2 separate regions of the Homo sapiens genome follow, and region 2 is linked to region 1. Evidence: read pairs that join two places in POLR2A ChIA-PET (ENCODE). Cell type or tissue: CD4-positive, alpha-beta T cell. All regions are shown on one strand. Each heading gives the region's core, and the rest is flanking DNA. Links, peaks and the distances in the headings are about the cores only.

Evidence for each region. ChIA-PET counts read pairs that join two places held together with the same protein. Peaks named below come from ENCODE experiments on the same cell type or tissue, not always from the same donor. Only the 100,000 strongest peaks of a DNase experiment are listed, where the experiment ranks them.
Region 2: POLR2A ChIA-PET joins it to region 1 with 9 read pairs; 8 of 35 experiments call an interaction of 5 or more read pairs at or near these places.

Annotation. Positions count from the first base shown.
Region 1 is chr16:3,072,969-3,077,349 of GRCh38, reverse strand. It overlaps the pseudogene LOC107984896. Among named protein-coding and RNA genes, the nearest start is that of IL32, 9.5 kb to the right of the region's middle. RefSeq lists silencers at 102-261, 2,649-2,832 and enhancers at 622-671, 2,019-2,068, 2,189-2,278, 2,349-2,468. In CD4-positive, alpha-beta T cell, for the core only: no CTCF peak of the experiment used is centred there; DNase peaks (open chromatin) are centred at 119, 1,749, 2,249 and 2,898; H3K4me3 peaks cover 3,177 bases; H3K27ac peaks cover 2,977 bases.
Region 2 is chr16:3,169,390-3,173,770 of GRCh38, reverse strand. It overlaps TRP-CGG1-2 (tRNA-Pro (anticodon CGG) 1-2), which reads right to left and starts at 1,723; the gene lies at 1,652-1,723. It also overlaps the pseudogene TRP-TGG4-1. RefSeq lists enhancers at 811-1,550, 1,738-1,787, 1,808-1,877, 1,551-2,291, 2,188-2,337. In CD4-positive, alpha-beta T cell, for the core only: no CTCF peak of the experiment used is centred there; DNase peaks (open chromatin) are centred at 2,070 and 2,684; H3K4me3 peaks cover 2,074 bases; H3K27me3 peaks cover 2,556 bases.

The DNA.
Region 1 (4,381 bases), core at 115-4,114:
ATGTTGGGAACAGGCCCCCCAAGATCTGGCCATAAACTGGCCCCAAAACTGGCTATAAACAAAATCTGCAGCACTGTGACACGTTCATGATGGCCGTGACGCCCACGCTGGAAGGTTGTGGGTTTACCGGAATGAGGGCAAGGGACACCTGGCCCACCCAGGGCGGAAAACCGCTTAAAGGCGTTCTTAAACCACAAACAATAGCCTGAGTGATCTGTGCCTTAAAGACACACTCCTGCTGCAGATAACTAACCAGACCCACCACTTTACTTCGGCCCATCCCTTCATTTCCCATAAGGGATACTTTTAGTTAATCTATTATCTATAGAAACAATGCTAATGACTGACTTACTATTAATAAATATGTGGGTAAACCTCTGTTGGGGCTCTCAGCTCTGAAGGCTGTCAGACCCCTGATTTCCCACTTCGCACCTCTGAATTTCTGTGTGTGTGTCTTTAATTCCTCTAGCGCCCCTGGTTTAAGATCTCCCTGACCGAGCTGGTCTCAGCAAGCAGAGGGTGCCCCTGCACCAGGAAAGGGGGGCACAGGAAGGCCCTGCAAGTGCAGCTGCAGCCAACAGGAACAGCAGGACACCTTCCAGAGGTGACCCCAGCCGCCTCTGCCCAGCACCCCCCTGCCCCAATCCTCCACGATCCCTTTCTCCAGTCACCCACTCAGCATGGCTGTGCTGGACACTGGGCCACAGGGCTGAAGCGACCCAGAGAACACATAGAGGAAGGGGCCACCTTACACACAGATGGGGACCCTCCTCTGGGAAGGGAGCACTTTTTGCACAGAAGTTTGAGGGGAAGGAGCTGGGTGTGGTGGCTCACTCCTGTAATCCTAGCACTTTGGGAGGCTCAGGTAGGAGTTTCACTTGAGCCCAGGAGCTCAAGACCAGCCTGGGCAACATAAGGAGAACCCCCTTCTCTACAAAAAAATTAAAAAATAGCCAGGAATGGTGGTGCACGCCTGTGGTCCCAGCTACTCAGGTTCCAAGCTGAGGCAGGGAGGCAGGAGGCTTGCTTGAGCTGGGGAGGTCGAGGCTGCAGTGACGCATGACCATGTCACTGAACTCCAGCCTGGACAACAGAACAAGGCCCCGTCTCAAAAAAAGAAAGAAAAGAAAAAGAAACTTGAACTTGAGGGGGCAGTGGGGCAGGGGCAGGAGCCTATAAGGTGCGTGCCATTCTCTGCTGGCAGCCCCAGCCCTGGCAGCGTACCCTCCTCCCAGCTCCAGTCTATGGTCAGCAACCCCCGCCCATCTCCCCCATCTGCTGGGGATGTAGGTCCATGTCCTTGACCCAAGACCTTCCCTCATTCCTGCCCCCATCCCTCCTCAAGCCATATCCCTTACATCCCTTGAGTCCTCCATCCCCCCTCCCCCATCTCCCTGTCCACAGCCTCTGCCCCTCCTCTCCCTACCCTGTACCACCCCCACCCCAGGTCTTCCTCCATCTCCTTGGGAACACAGAGCTCCTCTAGCAGGCACTCTCAGAACACAGCCTGCCGGCCCCAGCGCCAGGCCTGGCTCCCAGCCTGTTCCCACCACAGCAGCCTCTTCCCTCCGGATTCAGCTCAGGCGCCAGGACCGGCAGGACCGAGACGCTTCCCATGTCAGCCCTGGCCAAAGCCCAGCTCCTTATCCATCGGTGAGCTGCCTGCCAGCTCCTGCTCCAGCTGCTGAGAGGCCTGAAGAGACCAAGACAGAGACATAGCCCTGCAGCACCACAGGGAGGCCCCAATTACCCCATGCGGATGAGTTTCATGGCCATCTCTAACTAAGGTCAGCACTGCTCAGGGCAGGTTCATAGGTAACGACCTGGTGAACTGAAAAGCAAATTTCTCTCGGTCCCTAAAACCACTAGCTGAGCATCTAAGCATGAAACATGAGTCCTAAGAGGGGTAGCAAACACGTTTTCATTCACTTCTCACCAAACCTGTCCCCTATGTCCATTTTACAGAGGAGGAAACTGAGGCACAGAGACTTCAAGGTAGATGGCCAGGTACCCTGGCTCTGCCAGCCTGCCGTTCAGCAGGGGCTTCAATGGTCTTGCTCAAATCACATGTGCGCTGATGAATGTCCTTGTTGACTGTAGGTTCTCTTGTTGCTCTGAGTCCTTTTTCTGAGAAACTGAAGTTTGGTGTTTTGATCACGGCCATATCATTCATCTCTCACCTTCTATCCTGCCTTGCATGTCTTTAACCACACTGAGCTTCCGGGCCCTGCACCCCTTCCTGCACCCTTGTCACACCATGCATCTGGGGGAAGTTACACAACCACAGCTGTGCAGACCCAGCCTCACGAGATTCTCAGAGGGCAGTCCACAGGGGCCCCAGCACCTCCTATCATCCTTGCCCCAGGCTTTGGCAGGCAGCTCCTGCACACTCCCCTCAGCCCCATGCCAGGCCCACAGCCCCTCAAGCTTTCATCCAGCCCCGGCCCCCAACTTTCTTTTCTGTCTCTTTTTTTTTTTTTTTTTGAGACGGTGTCTTCCTCTGTCACCCAGGCTGGAGTGCAATGGCGTGATCTCAGCTCACTGCAACCTCTGCCTCCCAGGTTCAAGTGATTCTCCTGCCTCAGCCTCCTGAGTATCTGGGATTACAGGCGCCCCACCAACACACCCAGCTAATTTTTGCATTTTTAGTAGGGACGGGATTTCACCATGTTGGCCAGGCTGGTCTCGAACTCCTGACCTCAGGTGACCCCCCCGCCTCAGCCTCCCAAAATGCTGGGATTACAGGTGTGAGCCACCGCGCCCGGCCCTCAGCCCTAACTTTCAAATGACAATTGTGTTTCCTGTTTCATCAGGACAGGACATCGATGTCATCTGTAACTTCCAGTGCACTGGGACACACAGCTGTATCTCCCCATGCTCGCCTCCTGCCCCTCCCGGTGTGAGGACTTAGCCTGGATCACCTCCTCCAGGACAAGAACGACCTACCGGCATCTATCCATCCAATCTCCCCACCCATCCATCACTGCCTCTGTGCATGCATCCTTCCAACCATTCATACACGCCTCTGTGCATGCATCTGTCTGTCTGTCCCTGCCTCTGTGCCTGCATCTGTCCATCCATCCCTGCCTCTGTGCCAGTATCTGTCCATCTATCCCTGCCTCTGTGTATGCATCTGTCTGTCCATCCATCCCTGCCTCTGTGCCTGCATCTGTCCCTCCGTCCATCCCTGCCTCTGTGCATGCATCCTTCTGTACATCCCTGCCTCTGTGCATTCATCTGTCTGTCCATCCCTGCCTCTGTGCATGCATCTATCCATCCATTCATCCTTGCCTCTGCCCATGCATCCGTCCATACATCCCTGCCTCTGTGCATGCATCTGTCCATCCATCCATCCCTGCCCCTGTGCATCCATCTATCCATTCATCCCTGCCTCTGTGTAGGCACCTGTCCATCCATCCCTACCTGTTTGCACTCATCTGTCTCTCCATTCCTGCCTCTGTGCATGCATCTGTCCATCCATCCATCCCTGCCTCTGTGCATGCATCTGTCCATCTATCCATCCCTCTCTCTGTGCATGCCTCTGTCCATCTATCCATCCCTGCCTCTGTGCATGCATCTGTCATGCTATCCAACCCTGCCTCTGTGCATGCATCTGTCAGTCTATCCATCCTCCATCCCTTTCTTTGTATCAGCTTATCCTGTGCTGAGTGCTCACAACTCCTTCATCCTAAGACGCTCATTGGACCTATTCCCTCCCCCGACTCCACGCCGCTCTCTGCCCTCCCTTCCTGGTCAAGTTCTCCAGCCAGTGGTCTCAACTCAATCTTCTCTTCCTCCGCTCCTCTCATGCCTAAGCCCACTGCCGCCTAAATTCTTCCCCAACCCACTGGGCCTACCGGCACTAAAAAGGTCACTTTGTCCCTGGATGACCAAACACAGGCCAATGTAACTTACTGGGCTTGTTTTGCCCCAGCCACAGCTGACCACTTCCTCCTTCACTCTTGTTGTTGATCACCTTTGGGCTTAGTCTTTCTCCATCTCTGTTGAGTCCTTCTCCCCTGCCACCTACTCCTTCATGCTGGGGTTCTCTGTAGCTCTGTACCTGACAGTCACGTTCCACCCTTTCCTCCCAGAAGCTCGCCAACCCCCGTGGACTGCTGGCTCTCAAGGCGGCCACTAGCCCAGCTCCGACAGCAGCTGACAATGCACAGTATGCGGCCCAGGGCAGGCCCTGTGCTGAGAGGCATGGGTGAATGGCTCATTTCATCGGCAAGCCCCCGCCACCAGCAGGCGCCGTTCTCCTCGCATTTCTCAGGGGAGGAACCTGAGACAATGAGGTTAAGGAAGTTGTTCATTACAAGTGGAAGAACCCTGACTTACTTGAATTCAACTTTGAAGCCCACATTCTCTTTTTCTGTGT
Region 2 (4,381 bases), core at 114-4,113, 96 kb before region 1:
ATTTTGTGGGTCCATGTTTGTGGGGTGCAGATGAGGGATGGGGAGCCTGGTCCTGTCATCTTTCCCTCTACCCCTAAAAGAACTGTCCGAGGCCGGGAGCAGCGGCTCATACGTGTAATCCCAGCACTTTGGGAGGCCGAGGCTGGCGGATCACCTGAGGTCAGAAGTTCGAGACCAGCCTGGCCAACATGGTGAAACCCTGTCTCTACTAAAAATACAAAAAATTAGCCGGGAGTGCTGTTGAGTCCCTGTAGTCCCAGCTACTCGGGAGCCTGAGGCACGTGAATCACTTGAACCCGGGAGGCAGAGGTTTCAGTGAGCCAAGATCACACCATTGCACTCCAGCCTGGGTGACAGGGACTCTGTCTCAAATAATAATAATAATAATAAAATAGCTGGGCGCGGTGGCTCACGCCTGTAATCCCAGCACTTTGGGAGGCCGAGGTGGGCAGATCACGAGGTCAGAAGTTTGAGACCAGCCTGGTCAATGTGGTGAAACCCTGTCTCTGCTAAAAGTACAAAACATTAGCCAGGTGTGGTGGCGGGCGCCTGTAATCCCGGCTACTCAGGAGGCTGAGGCAGGAGAATCACTTGAACCCAGGAGGCGGAGGTTACAGTGAGCCAACCAAGATCGCACTGCTGCACTCCAGCCTGGGAGACACAGTGAGAGTCCGTCTCAAAAAAAAAAAATTTAGCCAGGCGTGGTGGCACCCACCTATACTCCCAGCTACTCAGAAGCTGAGGAAAGAGAATCTCTTGAACCCTGGAGGCACAGGTTGCAGTGAGCCGAGATGGTGCCAATGCACTCCAGCCTGGCAACAGAGCGACACCTTCTCAAAGAAAAGTATAATTATATAATACAATTATATTATTATGATATAATCATATTATTAATATAATTATATGATACATATATACTACATATAATATATAAACACATATAAAATATATATGTTTAGATATAAAACATATGTTTTTCATATGTGTGTATATTATTCAATACTGTAGACACGAAATCTAATTTCCATGTGTAATGAGAGAATGAGATATCTTATTTTTTTGGTACGAAGTCTTCAAAATCCCGATGTGTATTTTGTACTCACAGCAGCACATCTCAAGGGGACCAGCCATATTTCAAGTGTTTAAGAGCCATATGTGGCTCCTGGGCACCTTCCTGGCTAGCGCAGCAGGGGGCCATCGGGTCAGGCAGCTTTGACCTGCTCTCAACGAGCTTCATCTGTGACTCCGCCTTGGCCTGCAGAGATGTGGGTTTCTAGGGCGGGGAGGGGAGGTCGAGGAACGAGTAGCTCTCCAGGGCCCGCCCAGACCGTGCACACTACTCGATCACTCAGAACCCAACCACCGGCCTCCACCATACCCGGAGCCCATGTGGAGCTGAGCGACCCGGGCTGCAGAGGGTACAGCTTCTCTGGTCTGGGGTTGGGAAGGAGAAGGGCGCGGGACTCCCTCGAGGCTGAGGCAAGTGCCGACCAGGCCAGCCTCAGGAGCATCCTTGTCCCTTGTAGCTGAGGCACAGACCTGGACCGACCTGAAGCGGAGCAACGCGACTGGTAGTTGAGGCTTCAGGCTCGGTCCCCGATTTTCTAGCTCTATATTCTCTAAAATGACAAGGGAAAAGTAACCACTTCTAGGGCTCGTCCGGGATTTGAACCCGGGACCTCTCGCACCCGAAGCGAGAATCATACCCCTAGACCAACGAGCCTCCCGTGCGTGTATTTCCGCTGACATTTCAGACACCTGCCACCAATCCGGCACAAATCGGCTGATTCCGAAGTGGATAGAGCTCATCGCCGTCCCCAAGTGATTGGCAGAATTCTGGGGTCGCTGCGGGGAGACCCTGGTGAACCAGCCCCTTGGAGACAGAGCCCATCCACACTGGGCTTGGTAGGGGATGCTCAGGGTCAGGCCTGCAGCCTGGGGCTCCCCGCTGTATTTTCCCCTGCGCCGGGGTTACCGGGTCTGCGCTCACACCTGGGGCTGCTGACTCATACCCAAGGCCTTGCCCTAGGAGGATGGCTGAGCGGCCAGCCCACCTTTCATCCGACTGCGCCGGTGGTTGGCTCCATCCCAGAGGCGCCCCCATAGCCTCCCTCGGATGGAGCCCAGCGCCTCTGCCCTGACTCAGACGTTAGCTCTGCCCCCGTGTCTTCCTCTGTCAGCAAGAGCTGAAAAAGTTCCAGGAGGTCACTGGGGATGAGCAGCGACGGCAAAGGGCATCACAGCGACACACACTCGCTCCGTTTCTGTTTCTCTCTCACTCTCTCTCCAGGCGCTGTGGTTTTGCGGTTATGATTAGGGTGAGAGTGGGCCTCAGGGTCAAATCCTGTTGGGCCAATACCGCAACACCTTTTGAATCCTTCTTTAAGGACCTGAGCAGGTTGGAAAGCCAGTGGACGCGGCCTGGATGTGGAGAGGATCCAGCGAGTTCCGCGTGTGGTGGGCGAGAGGGTCCTGCCCATCGCCACAGGCCGCCCGCCCTATTTTGCCCTAGATCAACCCCACCCCAGACCTGAGCGCTGTCCCACTCCGGGGACTCCCTCCTCCCCTCTGGTTGGGCTTCTCGCTGCCGCGATCGTGGGCTCCCGGCCACGCTCCTAGAGCTGGCATCGACGTTTATGGAGAGCGGAGAATACGAAGTCTTGGGTTCCAGAAAGATAAGGCGCGGGGCGGGAGGGGGGTGAGGGAGTGGAGGAGCAAAGATGGTGCTTCCCGCCACCGAGGCCTGTTGGTCTAGAGGTATGATTCTCGCTTTGGGTGCGAGAGGCCCCGGTGCGAGTCCCAGAGGAGCCCAGCCTGCCGTGATCAGCTGTTGTTTGTTAGCCTGGTAAATCCAGCGCGCAAGAACAAGAATGGAGCGAATGAAAGAATCTTTCACAGGCAAAGCCGGCGCTTCCTCCCTCTCCTACCTTCTTCGGTTTCTCAAACTGCAGGATGAGACCCCACCAGGCGGGGCCTTGGGCCCCGGGCCCGGGTTTAAGAACCCGGAAATCAGCTCACCGCCAGCCACCTCCTGGATCCAGGACTGAGTACTCTGGACAGCGCGCGACCGGCCGTTTTTCTTCTTTTAGGAAAGGACTGCGGGTACAGGTGCTTGACTGAGGGTGGGAGTGAATGAAGACGGTGTCCGGGGACCCGGTGGCCGCAGCCAACTCAGTCTCCGCGTCCCTCGCTTGTTGGTCTAGAGAAGTAAGCGAACGCGATGGACGCCTCCCCCGGCAGGAGCCTCTGTACTGGGCGGGGGCAGGGGGGCTGCCCAGCCCCAGCGGATGGAACCCGGGCACCTGGTCACGCCGCCTCCCAGATTCCGGGGCGCAATGGGCTCAGAGGCTCAACTTCCTTCTCTCTTTAATCCCCTTCCCTCGCGGGGATCTGAACTGAACCTAGGACAGTTCTGAAGTTAACACCCCTCTTCCAAAGTAAAAGACCCAGACCATATTTTAATTCTTTAAAAAAGAACAAGTCGGCCGGGCGCGGTAGCTCACGCCTGTAATCCCAGCACTTTGGGAGGCCGAGGCGGGCGGATCACGAGGTCAGGAGTTCAAGACCAGCCTGCCCAACATGGTGAAACCCCCATCTCTACTAAAAATACAAAAAATTAGCCAGGCATGGTGGTGCATGCCTGTAGTCTCAGCTACTCGGGAGGCTGAAGCAGGGGAATCGCTTGAATCCGGAGGTGGTGGTTGCAGTGAGCTGAGATGGGGCCACTGCACTCCAGCCTGGTGACAGAGCAAGACTTCGTCTCAAAAACAAACAAACAAACAAAAAAGAACAAGTCAAGCTGGGCAGGGTGGCTCATGCCTGTAATCCCAGCACTTTGGGAGGCCTAGGCGGGCAGATCATTTGAGGTCGGGAATGAGACCAACCTAGCCAACATGGTAAAACTCCGTCTCCACTAAAAATACGAAAATTAGCTGGGCTTGGCTGCATGCACCTGCAATCCCAGATATTTGGTAAGCTGAGGCAGGAGAATCATTTGAACCCGGGAGGCGGAGGTTGCAGTGAGCCGAGATCACGTCACTGCACTCCAAGCTGGGCGACAAGAGCAAGACTCCGTCTCAAATAAACTAAAATAAAATAAAATAAAATGAAAAAGAACAAGTCAGGTCTAGATTTATCTACATGGAGTCAAATTTTTTATTCTCAAAGATCACAGGCGTCGTGTGTTAAAGCATGCATCTAATTTTTTGGTGGGCACAATAGTAGGCACAAAATAAAGAGCACACAGTTCAAAGTGAAGATTGACAATAACCAAGAAAAATACCTTTGAAAAACAGCCAGTGTTCATTTTCTGGCATTGATGCTGAGCCACAGTTATGGAAGTCTTAGGGGATACTGGGTGAATGCTACACAAGAGTTTTCT